2 separate regions of the Homo sapiens genome follow, and region 1 is linked to region 2. A link is an interaction called in ENCODE POLR2A ChIA-PET data of the cell type or tissue named here. Cell type or tissue: GM12878. All regions are shown on one strand. Links, peaks and the distances in the headings refer to the core of each region. The heading gives the core; the rest is flanking DNA.

Region 1 (10,394 bases), core at 1,596-9,595, 94 kb before region 2:
TATAGGTGACAATATTGCACTGTGTACTTGAAATTTGCTAACAGGGTAGATCCTAAGTGTTCTCACCACAAAGAAAAAAACATAACTATGGGACGGGGTAGATATTTAATTAGCTTGATTGTGGGAATTATTTCACAATGTACACATATATCAAATCATCAAGTTGTACAAGTAAGATATAAACATAAAATTTGTTTCTAATTTAAAAATTGTATAGTAATTTCCCCACATAACGGGGCATAGTGGCTCACGCCCGCAATCCCAGCACTTTGGGAGGCTGAGGTGGGAAGATGGCTTGAGCCCAGGAGTTTGAGACCAGACTGGGCAACATAGCAACACTCCGTCTGTACAAAAGATAAGAAAATTAGCTGGGCATGGTGGCGCACATCTGTAGTCCCAGCTACTATGGAGGCTGATGCAGGAGGATTGGTCTAGACTGGGAGATTGAGGCTGCAGTGAACCATGATCACACTACTGTACTCCAGCCTGTGCAACAGAGCAAGACCCTGTCTCGAATAAAACAAAACAAAAGGAAACAAAAAAAAACACCAAAATCCCCCATACTTACTTTGTTTGCTTGCATTTAGATTTTGATCCATCTAGAGTTTATTTAGTTGAGATGTGAGTTTGGGATCTGTATGAGACAGAGTAAAAGCTAGTCTGTTTTAGAAAGGAGATTCATAAAATTCAGTGACTTGGCCGGGTGTGGTGGCTCACACCTGTAATCCTGGCACTTCAGGAGGCCGAGGCAGGTGGATCACCTGAGGTCAGGGATTCGAGGCCAGCCCGGCCAACATGGTGAAACCCTGTCCCTACTAAAAATACAAAAATTAGCCGCGCATCGTGGCACATGCCTGTAATCCCAGCTACTCGGGAGGCGGAGGCAGGAGAATCGCTTGAACCTGGGAGGTGGAAGTTGCAGTGAGCCGAGATCACACCACTGCACTCCAGCCTGGGTGACAGAGTGAGACTCCATCTCAAAAAATAACAATAATAATAATAATTCAGTGACTTAAACTACAAATCTCACCAAGTGACCGAGGTAGACACTCGAGATCACTGGGTGACTTGGTTCCAAAGAGTCATTTGGGGATTCAGGTTTCCTCTTGTTTCCGGTCCACCCCCTAGGATGTTGTCCTTGTCTCTAGCTTGATGGTGGGCTGCCTCCATCTGTGGGTAGCAGCAAGTGGCAAGAGGAAAGAGAGCATGAAGGACACACACCTCTAGGATGTCTTAAGTCCTGGGCCAGAATCCACACCTCTTACTTCTACCCACACTCCATGGACAACTTTAACATTATAGCCACCCCCAACCACAAATGGGGCCACCAAATGTATCCATGTGTCCTGCAAGAAGGGGAGAATGGATTCCAGTGACGATGGATACCAGTCCCTGCCAGAGAATTCAGCACAGATTTTCTCCAGGTGGCTGCAGCAGAGTTGCTCAATGGTTTTTGTTTTTGTTTTGTTTTTTTTTTTTTTTTTGAGACAGAGTCTGGCTTTGTCGCCCAGGCTGGAGTGCAGTGGCGCGATCTCGGCTCACTGTAACCTCTGCCTCCCGGGTTCAAGCAACTGTCCTGCCTCAGCCTCCCAAGTAGCTGGGATTACAGGCACCTACCACCATGCCCACTAATTTTTGTATTTTTAGTAGAGATGGGGTTTCACCATGTTGGCCAGGATGGTCTCGATCTCTTGACCTCATGATCTGCCCGCCTCGGCCTCCCAAAGTGCTGGGATTACAGGCGTGAGCCACCACACCCAGCCAGGTCAATGTTATTGATTGAATCGTGCCATTTTCCCCACACATTCGCACCCCCACTTTATCATGTGCTAATTTCTTATGCTGTGTACTCATTTCAGTTCCCTTCTTCATTAGCCTATCTGCTTACTAATGCTTCAGTAATGCACTTTTTCAATTATGCCAGCTTTACAGTGTCTTTCAGTATCAAACAGACCAAGTCCTGCCTTTTCCACTTAGTCTTCTTTTTTGCAATGTTTTCTGACTCTTTCACTGTGTTTTCCATTTTTAAGATAGCTTATCTATTGGTAAAAATATATTGTTATACTATTTGGGATTTTATAAAATTAGTAGATTAATTTGGTGATTTCCTATTCAAGCTCTTCCCTCTGGTCAAGACTTCCTTTGAGTCTTCTAGTAGTGCCTTAAGTTGTTGTTGTTGTTTTTAAATATAGATTTTGCCTATTTATTAAGTTCTTTTTTTTTTTTTTTTTTTTTTTTGAGACAGAGTCTTGCTTTGTCACCCAGGCTGGAGTACAGTGGTGCAATCTCGGCTCACTGCAACCTCAACCTCCCGGGTTCAAGTGATTCTCCTGCCTCAGCCTCCTGAGTAGCTGGGATTACAGGCGCCTGTCATCATGCCCGGCTAATTTTTGTACTTTTAGTAGAGATGGGGTTTTGCCATGTTGTCCTAGCTAGTCTTGAACTCCTGACCTCAAGTGATCTGCCTGCCTCAGCCTCCCAAAGTCCTGGGATTACACTTGACTGGAGCCACTGCACCCGGCCTGTTTCTTAAGTTCTTAAACATTAGTTTATCTGGTTATAGAGTTTTAAATTATCAGGTGTTTTCTTTCAGCTGGTGGAAGATATTATTCGTTGCATTCCTGCTTCTTTTGTTACTGGTGCGATTCTTATTATCAAATGACTTCATTTTCCTTTGTAGGTGATTCTTTTCCCTCTCTTCTTGTTAAATTTTTCTCTTAACTTTTGTGTTTTGAAGTTTTAATATGACACGTACAGGTGTGGATTTGTTTTTGTTTATCTACTCTGAGAATTCATGTCTCATCAACTCCAAAAGAATTTAAAATAACTGGTTACTACAACCAAGTTTTAGTATTTAAGTTTTATTATCTTAATTTCTCAGGCTACTAATTCTCAAGTAGATTACGTTTGTTTCTGCCAGATACTCCAGGGACTGGACTGGGGCCCGTTTTTCCACTAATTTCTCGTCTGGAATTTCCATGCCACAAGGATGGTGTGCATTCACACTCCACAACTCCATGCATGGACTTGAGATTCTGTTTTCTTCTAAGATTGTTTTCCATTCCCTCCCTTGGAGTATCTACAAGAAACAAGCTTCCTTGGCCAGGCACGGTGGCTCACACCTGTAATCCCAGCACTTTGGGAGGCTGAGGAGGGCGGATCACCAGAGGTCAGGAGTTCGAGACCAGCCTGGCCAATGTGGTGAAACGTCGTCTCTACTAAAAATACAAAAATTAGCCGGGCGTGGTGACGGGTGCCTGTAATCCCAGATACTCGGGAGGCTGAGGCAGGAGAATTGCTTGAACTGGGGAGGCGGAGGTTGCAGTGAGCCAAGATGGCGCCAGTGCACTCCAGCCTGGGTGACACAGCAAGACTCCATCTCCAAAAAAAAGCTTCCTTGCTACTTCCCTGGGAGGATGAGAAGTTTGCCTACTCCTCCCTTTCATGAAGGAGGTGGTCAGTCCATGTCCCAGCTTTATGCAGGAGTCTCAGTTCCGCCTAGCTTCCTGTCTTATGGGGTCAACATCATGTCTTTTACTTTCGTGCTGGAATGAAAACCTCAGCCCTTAACAGTGAGTGTCTAAGTAGGGATACAACCCCCTTCTGACTGAGGAAAGGGATTTTTCTTCCTAGCTTGTCTGCGTATTTGATATTGGTATTCTATTTTATACAGCATGCCTATGTGTTTGGAGAAATATGGAGGGTAGGGGATGTATTACCCAATCTGCCCAGTTGCCAGAACTGCAAGTTGGAGTCTGTTTCCAATTTTTCAATACTATAAATAATGCTATGATGAATATCCTTGCCCATTAATGTTTATGCACATCTCTGGTTATTTTCCTTGGATAAATGCCTAGGAATGGTCAAAGAGTACGAACATTTGTAAGGTGTTTGATATATATGTGAGGCCCCATTGCCAGCCCTCAAAAACGCACCACTTCACATTCCCTGGAATTCCTGCTTTCCGGTGCCCTTGCCAACATTTGGAACCTTTAAAAAAAAAATCACCATTTAGTTAGATTTAAAAAATACTGTGAAAAAAAGCATAGTGTGAAAACAATATTTTTATGTTTATAACTAGTTAGAAAAAAATCAAGAGTTGGGCACAGTGGCATGCGCCTGTAGTCCCAGCTACTCAGGAGGCTGAGGTGGGAGAATCACTTGAGTCCAGGAGTTTATGGCCAGCCTGGGCAACCATAAATAGTGAGATGCTGTCTCAAAAAAGACAGAGAGAGGCGGGACACGGTGGCTCACGCCTGTAATCCCAGCACTTTGGGAGGCCGAGGCGGGCAGATCACGAGGTCAGGAGATCAAGACCATTCTGGCTAACACGGTGAAACCCCGTCTCTACTAAAAAATACAAAAAAAAAAAAAAAAAAAAAAAAAAAAAAGCCGGGCGTGGTGGCGGGCGCCTGTAGTCCCAGCTACTCGGGAGGCTGAGGTAGGAGAATGGTGTGAACCTGGGAGGTGGAGCTTGCAGTGAGCCAAGATTGCGCCACTGCACTCCAGCCTGGGCGACAGAGCGAGACTCCACCTCAAAACAAAACAAAACAAACAAACAAAGGTGAAAAGAAAAGAGAGAGGGAGGAAGGAAGGAAGGAAGGCAGGCAGGTGGGCAGGTGGGCACGGTGGCTCATGCCTATAATCCCAGCACTTTGGGAGGCTGAGGCAGGAGGGTCATGAGGTCAGGAGTTCAAGACCAGCCTTGCCAAGATGTGAAACCCCGTCTCTACTAAAAAAAATCCAAAAAATTAACCAGGTGTGGTGGTGGGTGCCTGTAATCCCAGCTACTCAGGAGGCTGAGGCAGAGAATTGCTTGAACCCGGGAGGTGGAGGTTGTAGTGAGCCAAGATCATGCCACTGCACTTCAGCCTGGGCGACAGAGCGAGACTCCGTTTCAAAAACATACACACACACACACATGCGCACACACATAAAATAAGGCTGAGTATAGTGGCTTACACCTGTAATCCAAAAACTGTGGGAGGCCGAAGTGGGAGGACTGCTTGAGCCCAGGAGTTCAAAACCAGCTTGGATGACAAAGTGAGATCCTGTCTCTACAAAAAATTAGCCAGGCATGATGGCACGTGCCTGTGATCCCAGCTACATGGGAGGCTGAGGTGAGATGACAGCTTCATCCCAGGAGGTTGAGGCTGCAGTGAGCCATGTTTGTGCCACTGCACTCCAGCCTAGGTGACAGAACAAGACCCCATCTCAAAAATAGAATAAAATAAAAATAAATAAATGCTACTGTGCACTCTGTTGAGCATAAAACTCAAGCAACACATCACTGAAACAGTGATTACTGTTACCTGAACTTTTGTCTAGATTGATGCTTCTTTTTATTAGCCCCACCCATTTCTCCCCTTCTTCATCAATGCTTCTTCAACTTAATGTGCATGGGAATCACCTGAGGAGCTTGTTAAAGAGCAGGTTCTGATTCTGAGGAGCTTGTTAAAGAGCAGATTCTGATTTTGTAGGTCCAGGGTGTGGCCTGAGAATACTCCCCGCATTTTTTTTTTTTTTTTTTTTTTGAGACTGAGTCTCGCTTTGCCGCCAGGCTGGAGTGCAGTGACACGATCTTGGCTCACTGCAACCTCTGCATCCCAGGTTCAAGCGATTCTCCTGCCTCAGCCTCCTAAGTAGCTGGGACTACAGGTGCGTGCCACCATGCCCAGCTAATTTTTGTATTTTTAGTAGAGACAGGGTTTCACCATGTTGGCCAGGATGGTCTCGATCTCTTGACCTCGTGATCCGCCTGCCTCGGCCTCCCAAAGTGCTGGGATTACAGATGTGAGCCACTGCGCCCGGCCGAGAATCCCCATTTTTAATGAGGATGCTGATGGTGCTGCTCTGTGGACCACAGAGAATGGTTGACTCATTTTGTTGTTGGCCACAATCAGACCACAGTGGAATTCACCCGGTCAGAGCTCGGTAACTTCCAAAGCACATATGGCTGCAAACAGCATTATTAGGACCTTCTATCAACACTTCTAGCTAAAGTGACAGAGTTAAACTGATCCTTTATAAGGAGCATAAATCAGTTGGTTAGTGATGAAATAGCTTATTGAGATGACAACCAAATCACACACAAATACACAGACACACACACACAAATCTATAAATGGGAGAGAATGTAAAACAAGGGCAGAAAGTTAGATTGAGATTGTGCAAAAACGAAAACACAAGCCCCTTAGCAGGAAGGCAACTTGCATCATATCAGATCTTATCAGCTTCAAGCAGACTCTGGAGAGGTGAGTAAGCTTTCTGAGTTAGGGTGGAATTTATCTGGTAAATAATATGGTATTTCAATATGGTTTGCCATTATTGACATAGGATTGCAAAGATAAGTTTGTAATTTTTTTACACGAGCACATTCATCTGGACATTGTATGACCTTTCGGAAGTGTTGATCATAGCCTTCAAGAGTGTTGTGTGTGCACAAAAAGGGATTTATTCAGGTTTACAAATTTCACAGTCAATTTATTTGAGTTACGAGTTCTAATGCCTAGTTTTCCTTTAACCTTCTAAGTTCAGTCTAGAAATCTTATTATTCTCTTTTCTTTTTAAATTCTATTTTAAGTCCAGCAAATAATAGCAACCACTTTTAAGAGGCCTTTGGAAAATACTTGACCCTATTTACAAATTTAAACACCTTCATGCATTTTAAAATATATTTAAAACTTGTAACAGACTACACTCAATTCCCTTCTTAATTGCTTCAGTTGTCTCAATAAACAAATACATTCCCAAGTTTACAAATAACTCTTTTAAATTTAATGAATTAAATTGACATGGTGAAACTTAAGTTCTCTTAGAATGTTCCAACACTGTATATAATTTAGTTTTCATGAGCCTCCAGTCAGTGACAAGAAAAAAAATAGTTTTCAACTAAGATCACAAGATTACTCAATTATACATTTTACAGTGATTTCCAAAGCTTAGAAATTCTTTTAAACTTTATGAATACATGGAACATCAAATACGCACAGATTCTTTCTGCATTCCGAATATGAATCCTACAGTTTTGATTCTCTTAAGAGTTGCTGTACTTTCCCTAAATCCTCCTGGAGCTGAAAGATTCACCCTCTTACAGCTGACCGTTACCATCCTAGTGACTGAGCCGGTATACACACCCAAGATTTGGGCTGCACCCTGACTAAATTCTTGTCAATGACCCTAATGGGGTACTTGAACCCTACTCATAATTGCTATGTCCCTGATGACATAATTTACGGGAGTTGCTCTCGAGGCTCCTAACCCTTAGTTTTAAGTCACACACGTTATTGATTCTTCTACATACACCTGGACATTTGTAGGCTGACAGCATAGATCACTTGAGATTTTGTATTTATCTGGTTCTTAAGATGTGTATTTTTCCCTCCAGCTCTAAAGACCTTTGCGCTTAAAGGAATCCTAAGATAGATAGATAAATGTCCTTTCTATTTGCTAATGAAGGCCTTTGGAATCTGTGGAATCTTTCTAGAGGCTTTAATCAGATTTGGGTTTTGGGGAAGGATTTTCTTGTAGGTGGTGGTGTTTTCTTCCCTAAAGGCACAGCATGTCTGGTGTCTCTCTTTTTGTGATGACAGCAGGAAGATATCTTTTTATGAATACTCCAAATAATATTCAATTTTGGATACCTCAAAAAATGGCCTTGTCTGAGCCGTGGTCACCGATTTTGAGGTCATTTATTGACAAGAAGGTGTGATGTTAGCGATTAACAAGATAATCCTTTATTCATTTAAGAAATATATCTGGATTACCTGCTCTTTGCAGATAGACAGTGGAGAATGAAACATGGCTCTTTTCCTCCTGTTGCTTCTTGCCCAGGATTTCTCAGCCTTGGTGCTATTGACGTTTTAGGCTGGTAAGTCTTTGTTGTCCAGTGCCTTGAATGAGGTTTAGCAGCCTATAATCAGTGTCCTCTACCCACTAGATGCCAGCAGCACCGCCTCTTCCCTCTCCATAGTCTTGACAATCAAAAATATCTCAGATATTGCCAAATGTCTCTGGGGGGCAAAATCACCTCGTTGAGAACCACTGTTCTAGTCGAGTAGGGGAGAAGAGATATTAACAAGTAAGCACAAATACAAATTCAGTAGGGGTTATTGGCTCATGCCTGTAATCCCAGCACTTTTGGAGGCCGAGGAGGGCAGATCACCTGAGGTCAGGAGTTTGAGACCAGCCTGGCCAACATGGTGAAACCCCGTCTCTACTAAAACTACAAAAATTAGCTGGGCGTGGTGGCGGGTGCCTATAATCCCAGCTACTTGGGAGGCTGAGGTGGGAGAATCGCTTGAACCCAGGAGGCGGAGTTTGCAGTGAGCCGAGATTGCGCCATTGCATTCCAGCCCGGGTAACAGAGCAAAAACTCTGTCAAAAAAAAAAAAAAAGAGAGACATGACGTGCTACTGTGAGAAATCCTGGTGTCTTAGTCTGTTCTGTCTATAATAAAGTACCATAGAGTGGGTCTAGCCATCTTTCTTTTTTGTGATGTTAGCAGCCAGTAATGCTCAAAGCTGAGATCTAGTCAACCCTTGTAAGTTCTATTTGTTCATTCTAACTCTAATTTCATCACTCCTTTAGGATTATCTGGAATGCTTCTATAAAGAGCCACTTTGCTCATCTGCAAGTTGGATAGCCAGGGATCCAAGGTAAATCTGAACTTTGGGCAACTCATGGCCAATGTGGGCATTTGTGGTTTGCCTCTGGTCTACACTGGATATGGCTGCTACAGTTTACGGCATGTACTTGAGAGGTCCAGCATGTCATGCCTGGGGCTCCTGGGTTTGGTGGGATCTCTGGGGGCTTTCATGGCAGGCTTCTGTTTCCTGTGATTTCCCAGCACTGATTGGGACCCTGTGAACAGAGTTCTATAGACTCTGTTCCCTACTGAAGCAGCAGCAGGAGCCTGGGGGCAAGGTTCCAGGCATGTTAGTTTCCTAGCGCCACTGTAACAAAGGACCACAAACTGATGGCTTAAACCTACACAAATGGATTCTCTCACAGTTCTGGAGGCCAGAAGCCTGGAATGCAGGTGTGAGGCAGGGCCACTCTCTCTCCGAAGGCTCCAGGGTAGAATCTGTTCCATGCCTCTCTCCCAGCTTCTGGTGCTTGCCAGAAATCCTTGGCATTCGTTGCCTTGTGGCCTCATTACTCCAATCTCTGCCTCCATTTTTACATGACCCTGGTGTCTGCGTTCCTTCTGCCCTCCCTTATGATATGACACCAGTCATATTAGATTAAAGGCCCACCCTACTCCAGTATGACCTCATCTTAAGTAACTGCATCTACAAATACCCCATTTCCAAATAAAGCCACATCCACATGTACCCAGGGCTAGGCCCTCAGCGTATCCTTTTTTTGGGTGGGGGAGCACAATTCAACCCCCAGCACCAGGGACCCAAGAGAGTCAAGAGCAGTGGAGGTTCTTCCTGCCAACGGGGTCATGCTGACCTCGGGGAAGTACCTGGGCTGGCAGAGAAGGCTTGGGCAGCAAGTAGTTTGATTTGCAGGGACAGAGTCCCATTCTCAAAAACAATCTCCTCTGCTGTCACTGAAAATTGTTGTTTCTTTGGAATTTTCAAAGGTCACCTGACTAGAAGTGAAAGGTATGGACAGAGCCGGCTTCAAAGGCTGCTGCCTGTGCAATTGTACAGGGTACTGTGCTCCAAAGGGCTTGTGCTTATTGTAGTGGTCCACTGTTACCATCTGGAAATTCTTGAGATTTTTTTTTTTTTGGAACAAGGGGTCCTGCGTTTTCATTTTGCACTGCAAAACGTAGAGCACAAACTATGTAGCTGACCCTGGGTTGGGACATCAGGCAGGGGAGACGCATAGTAAGCTAAGGCAAAAATCAAGCTCTGTTACAGTGTGGTTGGCCTGCAGCTGGCTTCTTCTCCATTTCTACTTCTGGGCCAGGGAAGTTGAACTGTATATTACTGTGCAAGCCTAAAGCTGAGTCACAAACAGATCCAGGCTCTTCAATGTGCTTATCATGCAGAGCAAGTGTGAAAGTGGCTTGTGATTACACTTTGCTCAGGGATTGCCATAGGGCTTGGCACCTCTTAAATGATAAATAAACCCCTCTTGATTATGAGGTGAAGTAAGGCAAATACTACCCAGATGGCTCTGTGAATCGATATTGTAAAGTAAGTTTTTGTAGATGCCTACACCCCCACACCATCCTCTTCCATGGGGTGTAATATGATGCTTCTTAAACTAACAGCCCTGGGGTGGACATTTCAATGAGTTCCCCCGTGATGCTGCCGCTGCTGGTCCACGAGCCACACTGTGAGCAGAAAGAGTCCTAGAAACAGGCCAGGTGCAGTGGCTCACGCCTGGAATCCCAGCACATTGGGAGGCCAAGGTGGGCAGATCTCTTGAGTCCA
Region 2 (10,394 bases), core at 1,296-9,295:
TTTATTTTTCATCTGCTACCCTAAGTGAGCACCTACTGCCTGCTGGCATGTGTCTAGATTCTGTAGAGTATAAGACCCACAGGACAGAACAAGCAAAGCTCAAACTCATAGGCAAAATGAGACAGATGCACAAAAAAACTACCCTGCCTGGGTAGTGCCTTCTAAGGTCAAGGCCATGAGGGACTTGCGGAGAGTCCTCATGGTGCTTGTTAAGATGCAGATTACCAGGCCCCACCCTAGACTCACTGAATTAGAATCTCTGGAGGTAGGGCCTAGGAATCTATTTTCAGATGACCTCTCCAGGTTGTGATAAGTAAATGGTTAATTGTTAGATTTTTTTTTTTTTTGGCACACAGGTAGCACTGAGAACAGCTACCATTTATTGAGGTCTCTGCTCAGCTGACATCAAACAAGATGCCCCATGTTTGTTACCCATCGTCAATACCGCAGGCTGAACCATGTGGTGTTCCATGGTGGAGACACAGAGGCTTTACGCCATGAGGCCAAGCAGGGCTGCCTGCCCCGGCCTCTCTGAGGCCACCGTGTGCAGCACCAGGGCCAGCCACTCATTTGCCTTGCTTGAATTCCCACCGTGGAGGCAACAGATAGAATTTCTGGAAGAAGCTTCAGGCTCGAGCACCTTCTTTGACGTCTCCATAGCCTCTCAAACTCTGAGAAGCTCCAGGAAGAGGCACAGGCAGAGTCCTCTTCTATCCAGGTTAAATAAGTTGTTTTGCCTTTCTTATGTGAACTTAACAATATTGGCCCCTCCCAAGAAGGCCTTATCTCAATCTCAAGCCAGTTTTGTGAGTTCTACTGCACTTGGGCATTTTTGGTTCTGGTGTCTGTAGTAAAATTTGCTGAAAGTGAATATATTCAGAAGTCTAAAAGAAATGGTCAAAAATCTGATTTCTGGCTGGGTGCAGTGGCTCATGCTTATAATCTCAGCACTTTGGGGGGCTGAGGCAGGAGGATAGCTTGAGCCCAGAACTTTGAGAAAAGCCCAGGCAACATAGTGAGACCTGGTCTCTACAAAAACAAACAAACAAACAAAAGTTTAGCTGGGTGTGGTGGCATACCTGTAGTCCCAAGTACTCAGGAAGCTGAGGTCGGAGGATCACCTGAGCCAAGGAGGTCGAGGCTACGGTGAGCTATGATTGTGCCACTGCACTCCAGCCTGAGTGATAGAGTGAGACCCTCTCTCAAAAAAAAAAAAAAAAAAAAAAAAAATCAGAATTCTGATTTCTGCTTAAAACTGCCACACAGAGAGATTTCATGTGCCAGAATGCATACTAACTCTAATTTTTGGCAAACCAACATACATATGAGATTACTTTTGACCATGTAGAATTATGACTGAGAAATGAGGTTTATAAAAATACGTAAGCTAAAACAGCAACTCAAAGAACTGAAAAAGAAATACGTAAGCATTGTCTGGGAGCTGTTTTCCCCTTCCCTGTTTTTCCTCTGTAACAATCTCAAGGCAGCATTCATCTCTGTCAGGCTCATTTACATTTTCGATAGAAATACTTATTTTTTTCTTTAGGAAACATGAAGGTTTAAGAACCAGTAAAAATGGTACCATAATTGTCCTCTATTTTATTCACATGCTGCCAGGGGGACTTAGTTGCGATGTGATTTAAATGACTAAGAATTTTATTAGAGGTGCCTGTGATGAAGGGCATTTATGTGAAATCTAACGAGCATGGGGGTGAGGTGGGGCAACTGTTCAGTAATAAATAATGCAGCAGACCTAAAACAAATGAGAGAACCACTTCTGGAGGGAAGAGACACATCACCATCTCCGTTCAAAGAGCTTGTCTCATTGTGTTCCAGAGCCTGGCCAAGCTGACCGATAGCTTCAAGAACAGCTGCTCCGTTACCGACTCTCTAGTGGACTTCCCTCACCATGTAGGCGTGCCTGGCGATGCTGGTGTACCCCAGCAGTTCTGCGATGCCGGCTCCCAGACTGATATCATCGGGGAGGTATATGCGCGCCCAGGGGGAGAAATGCACCGGGAGAGGGGAGGGCTGCTTCAGTGTTGCCATCACTGGTTTGGTGTAATTTTCCATGTTCACTTAAGAAATGCCTTCACTTTTGTGCCATTAAGTTTGAAGAAAAAGTGTTGTGTCTCACATCCAGCTGTGTGATACAATTGAATTGCTTATTACTGCTGCCCTTATGATTTGGACTCTTATAAATGACATACTCCTTGTGAGAGTTGAGTTTCACTGTTCTTTTGACAGACATATCACTTTTTAGAGCATGAGTCCCCACGCTTTTTCTGTGAAGGGCCAGATAGTAAATATAGTCACTATTTTAGGCTTTGCAGGTAGTTCTGCTGGAACTGCCCCACCCTGTCATTGTAGTGTACATGCAGCCATAACAGAGATGCCTTGCAAGCATGTAAGACTGGGGCCTCGAGCTGCTCAAACGTTCACTTACGGAACAGCCAGTGGGCTGGATTTGGCCCCAGGGCCATAGTTACTGATTCCTGCCTTAGACCACTGATTTCCAAAGGCTTTATAGCTGTGCCACCTTGGGTGTTACTTTATTGCTGTTTCTTACTCTTCTAAAAGAATGTCAGGAAATTGAATTGAACTAAAAGTCATTTTTGTTTGAGACTTGGAAGAATGTCATAATGCCTCCTTTGTTAATTAGCGAAGCCTTGAGTTAGCCACAAAAACAAAGTTGGGAAAATCACCATTTGAAGCAGGATGGTGGATATTCAAAGACGCTAGTATTGTAATATCATTGAGTGAAGCTTGACATTAATTTGTTACCAAATGGAAAAACAGTTTAAAGAGCTTCTTTTTTTTTTTTTAAGGATTATTAAGTAAAGATGAGGTATCAATGGAATGCACAGTGCCACCCCTCCCCCGAAATTAAATAAATAAAAGGAAAGCAACAAAAGGAGGAAAAAACAATTGATGGAAAACTCTGGGTTTTAAATAATTAGCTAATTAATATTTTGAAATCTTAGCAACTAGTGCCTCTTCGAGTGGAGTATAATGTAGGAAATCACGGCCCTTTATGTCTTGGGTGTCCTGGAACAGTCCTATTTTCAAATTTGCCTGCGTTGTTCCAAACGTACACTTGGCCGTTTTTGACTAGGCATCTTCTTTGGATGAAAGAATATGGTCGCCATCTGTAACACACAGAGGAGAATCTGTAATTCAAAAATGTTTGGCATTTTTGCGTAAAGATTTTGGAGCGAGAGAAGGAAACAAGTGTAAGACTCATTGAATTCGTGAATAATTCATTGCTGCTTATTGTAAGGTTAGAATTAGAATTTAGTTTGAGAGAAACAGTTAAGATAGAAGGTTCTCCAGTGATTTAGGTCAACCCTTCTAAAAATGTCAGGTGAGGAGTGGTGGCTGGTTATGCTACTTGAGCAGTCACTGCTCATTGTTGATAAGCTCCTGAAGTTTACCGGGGCTGACCCTAGGTCAGCAATCTCATAGCTGTTATCTCAGTTTAAGTAGTTGTTCCCATCCTGTGTGATGTGCAGGAGACCGAGATGCCAGGTTACCTAAGGTCTTGTAGCTGAGGAGAGGCAGGTCTGGTTTTGAAACATTTCTCATCCCTAAACCCCTGTACTTTCTAAGAAACCACATCATGTTATAGAAAAATAGATCAAAAGGCTATGACTGTATTAGCTAACCATTGCTGCATAACAGATTTCCCCAAAACCTAGCCTCTTACAACAACACTCCTTTATTATCTCATGCTTGATGTGGTCCAGGAGACTGGGCTGGGTCTTCTGCTCCAGGGTCTCTCAGGAACTTCCCTGCAATCAAGGTGTCAGCCAGGACTGTGGTCTCATCCAAAAGCTCACCTGGGGGAGGGGCCACTCTTAAGCTCATGTGATTGTTGGCAGGATTCAGTTCCTCACAGGTTGCTGGACTGAGGGCTTCAGTTCCTTGCCACATGGGCTGCTCCAGCACGGCAGCCTGCTTCGTCAAAGTGTACCAGCTGAGAGTCTGCTAGCAAGATGGAAGTCACAGTCTTTTGTAACCTATTCACAGAAATGACTTCCCATCACCTTTGTTCTGTTCTATTGGTTAGAGTCAAGTTATAGACCCAGTTTATTCTCAGGGGGAGGGAATTTCACACGGGGAGAATCCCAGGAGGTGTTGGTCATTAGGGGCCTTCTTAGAAGTCTGCCTACCTCACTTTGTGCTTGTGTTGAGTCTGTTTTGTGGGGTGGATATTGCTGTATGTCAGATGTGCTTTTTGAGACTGGAGATTTGCAGCCACAGGGTTGCACACGCTGTAGCGCTGCATAGGAACTCTGAAGCAGGAGTCTCTTGGATCCATTTGGCTGTCTTTTCTTTTCACTAAAATGTCCATTTAATTCTCAAAGAAGAGTACAGAAACAAAGCTTAGAGAGAGGTGCATACAGCTTTGAGAAGAGGTTTGAGAGATGATGTTTACTGATCTTGATGAGTTGATTGCAGGGTCACTAATAAAGAGGGGACTGAAATGGCAAGTAGCTCATCTCCACTGTGGACAGCTTTTGGAGCTGTGGCACTGCCACTTAAATATATTTATACTGAGGAAGCTGGAGAGGAGCATTGGATGAGGCCGTTTAAACATGTATAATTGTGGCCAGGCACAGTGGCTCATGCTTGTAATCCTAGCACTTTGGGAGGCTGAGGTGGCCAGAGGTGGCCAGATTGCTTGAGCCCATGAGTTGAAGACCAGTCTGGGCAACATGGCTGGGCAACCACCTGGGCGTGGTGGCTCATGCCTGTAGTCCCAGCTACTTGGGAGGCTGAGGCAGGAGGATCGCTTGAGCCCAAGGGGTTGAGGCTGCAGTGAGCTGTGATTGTGCCACTGCACTCTAGTCTGAGCAATAGTGCGAGACCCTGTCTCAAAAAAAGAAACCATGAACAATTGTCATTCTGGTTGGAGAATGCTCAGTCCCTTGTAAGGCACTTTTTCATCTTGCCATTCAAGGCAATAAATTTGCGAAGACATTTTTCATCAACATAGATCAAAACTCGTGTCGATAAATTCACTGCTAATCATTCAAGTTGAATATTTTCAGATACTTGTTGATGGGAAGTTATTTCAAAAATGTAAAGACTTGGTGGCCATAATATGTGATCTAGTAAGGTCAGATCAACAGATGGAGCTGATTTATTGAAACTGGAGTTGTGTGAATATTTGCAGGAATGAGGAATTAACCAAAATGTACTACAGTTACTTCCTGTACATGTCTTTTTTTGTTTTGTGTAGGATTTTATTGTCATCAATGTAACTGGTACAAAAATATTTAAGTATATCTACTCGTCACAGAGCACCGCATTTAGGCTAACTCTATATTGGTACTCCCCGAGCTCTGGCTTTTTGAGACCTTGCTTGCTTTCCTTTTGCCCTTGGTTCTTTTTTTTTTTTTTTTTTTGAGACGGAGTCTTGCTCTGTCGCCCAGGCTGAAGTGCAGTGGCTCAGTCTCGGCTCACTGCAAGCTCCGCCTCCTGGGTTCATGCCATTCTCCTGCCTCAGCCTCCCGAGTAGCTGCGACTACAGGCGCCTGCCACTACGCCCGACTAATTTTTTGTATTTTTAGTAGAGGCGGGGTTTCACCGTGTTAGCCAGGATGGTCTCGATCTCCTGACCTCGTAATCCGCCCGCCTCAGACTCCCAAAGTGCTGGGATTACAGGCGTGAGCCACCGCGCCTGGCTTGCCCTTGGTTCTTTAACACACCTCGTGGCATCAGAAGGCGTCCACCAGCCCATCCGTCACACAGCTAGTCCAGCTTCCTCAGACCGTGGAGCTTCTGAGTAGAACATCATTATTTTACGTTTACTGAGGAATTAGAGAATGTACTGCACAAAATCGGGTGACTGGTTTTTGCCTTTGTATCAACTTTTACTAAGTAATTTCCTACTTCTTTTAAAACCTAATTTGTGGTTGTTGTTTGGAATTACAGAATAGATAGATATGCTGCTGCTGTAAAAAAAAACAAAAAACCCTACCAGTTTAGGCAAGCAAGAGTCTTCCCTTCCCCCTCCCCCCTCCCCAGCCAGGGGTGGCCGCAAAGGGTTATTCAGTGTTTCCTTCCAGACCTTGCACAGATTGAAAGTGAAAGAGATGAAGAATATTTCTCATTGCTGCCGAAAGTTTAAGTGAAGTTGCTATTTTGGAAATATGTTTTTAATATGCGTTTCCTTTCTTTTTTTCTCTCTTCTGTTCCGGAAAGTTTGTCTTTGATGATAAAACAAGACTTGTAGACCGAGTCAGACTTAATTGGCAATATGAAGAAGCCAGAAAGAGGTAAGAAGCACTTTTTTCCAACCTCGCCTTCTGCTTACTTACTTACTTTCTCCTGTGGAAGGAAGCGTGGCATAGTTCCTGTGTGTGATTGGTCACGTCTCATCGGAGAACAGCGTTTGATAGAATACCAAGTCAAGGATCTTCATTTACGTGTAGCTTAATACATACATATGACAACATTTCAAGTGCATTTAAAATGTGAAATTTGCAATATTACAAACAGTTATACAGACGTGATTCCATAAGAATAGAAACTTTTTTGGCTTTGTCATCCCCGGTGGTTCAGAACCTCTACCCCTCCTTCCCTTCCCTCCTTCCAATAGACGAGCATCAGTTCCAGAGGGTGTCATAAGTGAAACCACTTGATCTTTTATATGTGTGGCTTCTAACTCCATAAGCTAATGGGCAAAGCCATGTATCTTGGTTATAAGACATTCAATAAGCATTAGGTCAACAGGTGAGCAGTACCTAATTGATTTCATTCCATTTATGTTGTCCTGTGTCGTAAACCATTGGCCTCCTGCAAATTGCAGCTTGACCCACTTTGTGCACTTGTGTTTCTCTTTCCTCACTTCCCTCCCTCCCTTCCAGTCTTCATCCTCTGACATGCACAAAGCTGAGAGGCTTCCGAACCCTCGCATGGCATAGTATTTTAGGGCGTCACGTGTCTCCTCAGCTGTGCAGGGCTCCCGTTTTCAATATTCTTCTCCTCTCTGACTTTTGTATTCTCTTTTTAGGGACTTTCTCTAGTTTGTGCCTTCTGGAAAGAGTCTTAAAGCCAAATTATTTCCAAATAAGTGCTTCAGAAGAGTATCAAGCATATCTTTTTTAAAAAGTTACTTGAGTCACAAATGAAATATTGTCATGGGGGGCGGGGAGAGCAGAATAGCAGAATGTCGGGTGGGGTGAGGGAGTTCTTTCTGGAAGCTAAACAGTTAGGCCTGCTCAGCACACTGTACCATTCATGGACGTCTGGAAAGCTACTTTGTTGGCTTTTTAAAAAATGTAAAAATAGCAACAAAAGCACATCATATGATTCAGTGCTCCAGGGCCAACTTAAACGGACATGGGCCTTCTGTTTTCTAGGAGGTTTTCTAACCAGTGCCTCTTGGCTTTTTAGGATGGACTCGTGGTGGGCTTTAAATTTCCCCACAGAACAGTGCCAAGTTCATTTGGCAATACCAGTTGTCTGTGTGGTGATTCTTCATTATCATGCATATTCCTTCTCTGTAGCCTGCAAGAGTTTGTGAGGAGCGATTGTCTCTTCTGAGTATTCGTCTGCTCTTGCCTGTTTCTGGTGAAACTGCGGAGTGTGGGTGCTGGAATTTGCTACACTTAGGAACATGATTGTTACGTGTTTGGTTGTGACATTTACCAAACATAGCAAGTGATTTCTTTGTTTTCTAGAGATGGTGCCAGTATATGGTGAGTAACCTTCTAAATGTTGGGATAATACATTTGGGTGAAAAGTCGAGTATTTAAGAAAATTGTTCAAGGGGCAGGCATGGTACTTCATCAGTTCTTTTGAATAAAATACCATATTATTTCAAGATGGCCAGAACCTTGTTAGGAAACGCACCACAGCTACAGAGGAAGGTCCACCTTCCACTGACAGTAGCGGCATGTCAGAAGTGCCTCTGTGGGCTGTGTTGGAGCATTTAAAAATCAGAGATTTCTTTTAAACTCCACCTGGGTGGGCCTGCACAGGTGCTGCCTGTCCTTTTCCCACTAGCATAGTGGGGCTCCACACAGGGAGCAAGGCCTTCACCCTCCAGGAGACCTCCAGCAGTGTCTGCAGACATGTTTAGGTGTCCCAACTCTAGGGCAGGGGCCAGGGAGGCTGCTTGACATCCTGTTGTGTACAGGATGGCCCCCGCAGCAAAGACTTACCCGGCTCAGCATGGCCGCGGTGCCAAGGTCCAGAAACCTCGCCCTGGGGCTTCTTCCTGTCTTGCTCCTGAATCTTCACGATGCATGGACAACAAGGGGCCTACATGAGCAGGTCGCCTGCTGACTCACAGGCATCAGCCTGCTCCCCACTCACCCTGCTCCAGCCAATCGGCCCCTCGATGTTCCTCAGATGTACAAGCACGCCTGCACTGAGCAGCCCCTCGGGCCTCCCACCGGGCCTCAGTCCCACCGAGCCAACTCCTGACCTAGCATCTGCAGCTGGCAGAATGATGGTCCGTCAAGGTGTCTGCATCCTGATCTCCACAGCCTGTGAAGATGTGGCTTTCCATGGCAAAAGGGACTTCGTGGATGTAATTAAATTAGGGATCCTGAGATGATGGGGAAATGAGCCTATATGATCCAGGTGGGCTCAGTGTCATCACAAGAGTCCTCATAAGAGAGAGACAGGACGGTCGGCAGTAGAGAAGGAGATGTGAGGTTGGAATCAGAGATCAGAATAGTGTGGGGCCAGGAGCCAAGGAGCACGGGCAGCCCCTAGAAGCTGGAAGGTGCAAAGAAACAGATTTTCCCCTGGAACCTCCAGAAAGAACGCAGCCCTGTAGACCCATTTTCGACTTCTGCCCTCTAGAACTGTAAGGGAATAATAGGTGTTGCTTTAAGCCATTAAGCTTGTGGTAATTTGGGGCAGAAAAGAGCAAACTCATACAGTGCCCTTGGCCTGTTCTGTCTTCTCTGTCTGGAATGGGGTGGCTTTTCTCCAAATTGTCACATGACCTCTCCTTTTGATCACCTTGTTAAGAGAGGTTTCCTTGACCATCCTGAATAAAACCTCACCACCCTGTCCTCACCCCGGTCCCCCTGATTGGCTGAGCAAATGTTATTACCTAACCAGTGTTTACTTTTCTTACTGCCTGTCTCTCCCTGTGAAAATGTAAATAACCCTCATGAGTGCAGGGATTGTAGGTCATTGCTGTAAGCCCAGCAGCTACATACTTGGTGAATATTTATTGAATGAGTAAATGAGGGTCCCGTGTGGTTGCATTTGCTATTTGGCCTTTGCCCCTGGGACGGGGCAAGCCAGGGCAGTCCCGGGGCCAGGTCAGCTCCAGGCCAACTGCTCTGCTCCTGGGTCCCTTCCTCAAACCTCCATCCAGGTGTGAGCCTTGGGGTCTCTCGCCTTGACTTGAGAAGGGAAAGGGCTTCAAGACATGGGTGCCTTTAGGGATCTGAGGTAGGCAAGGAACTGTCTCTCCCTTTCAAGGACTATGTTCAAGGTGTGATACGTCAACACACCGAGCTAGACTAACAGTTCTGGGCCTTCATGGACATTCAAAAGGGCTACTAGCCTTTGAACTCCATAATTAATCCTCTCCTTGGGGGTTGGAGAAAATGGCATTGGAGTTGGGTCCTGAAGGAGTGCTGGGATTCCAGTCGCCGTCCATTGGGGATGGGCTTTCTCAGGTAAGAGTGGGGGTCAGGAGTGGGGGTAAGGTGTCACTCTGCAGCAGCTGGACTGGCCTGGAATTGCAGAGCAAAGGCCAGCCAGGCTGGAATGGAGGATGCATGAGCAGGGAGGCAGGCCACGGCATGGGGGCCACGATGCCCCGAAGAGGGGTCAGAATTGCTGGGCATGCTGGGACGTTTGAGTTGGAAAGATTAAGTGTGAGCCATTCAGATGGTGGTATGTGGAGGAGGGCCATTTGAGGAACCCAGATGGCATAGAGATGAAGTCACCGAGCAGCTGGGCTCACCTTGGGAGATGGAACACAGGGAGAAAAGAGGAGATGCCAGGACTGAGCCTGAGGAAGTCCAATCAAAGGCCTGGCGAGGACGAGACTGGCCAGAGGGGTGTAGTAAAAGGTCCGAGAGGGGATGGCTGGGGCTGGAGGAAACAAGAAGAGGAAGTACACCTGAGAAGACACTTATGTCCACGGGCCCAGTGGCTGTGAAGGAACGAAAAGGGGGTGGTACCGTTGGCCGACAGGCAGGCCTCTGCTTCCCAAGCCCAGCCTGAGGTGTCCTTAGTCCACAGTGCATGGGAAAAAGGAGGGCCAGCGGCAGGTGTTCCTAAAGCCAACTCGCTGCTTTCCAGTCAAAGAAGCCTCTCATTCTCAGAGATACATACATATGTACATACATACATATAAATATATATAATTAATATATGTTTTATATATATTTAATACATATTTATTGTAT

Evidence for each region. ChIA-PET counts read pairs that join two places held together with the same protein. Peaks named below come from ENCODE experiments on the same cell type or tissue, not always from the same donor. Only the 100,000 strongest peaks of a DNase experiment are listed, where the experiment ranks them.
Region 1: POLR2A ChIA-PET joins it to region 2 with 13 read pairs; 10 of 35 experiments call an interaction of 5 or more read pairs at or near these places.

Annotation. Positions count from the first base shown.
Region 1 is chrX:9,997,854-10,008,247 of GRCh38, forward strand. No RefSeq gene overlaps it. Among named protein-coding and RNA genes, the nearest start is that of WWC3, 12 kb to the right of the region's middle. RefSeq lists an enhancer at 1-42. In GM12878, for the core only: no CTCF peak of the experiment used is centred there; a DNase peak (open chromatin) is centred at 5,918.
Region 2 is chrX:10,092,296-10,102,689 of GRCh38, forward strand. WWC3 (WWC family member 3) reads left to right here. Exons shown (of 24, transcript NM_015691.5): 8 at 1,837-1,986; 9 at 6,211-6,284. Among named protein-coding and RNA genes, the nearest start is that of CLCN4, 59 kb to the right of the region's middle. RefSeq lists an enhancer at 6,089-6,138. In GM12878, for the core only: no CTCF peak of the experiment used is centred there; DNase peaks (open chromatin) are centred at 5,907 and 6,096; H3K4me3 peaks cover 1,468 bases; H3K27ac peaks cover 1,562 bases.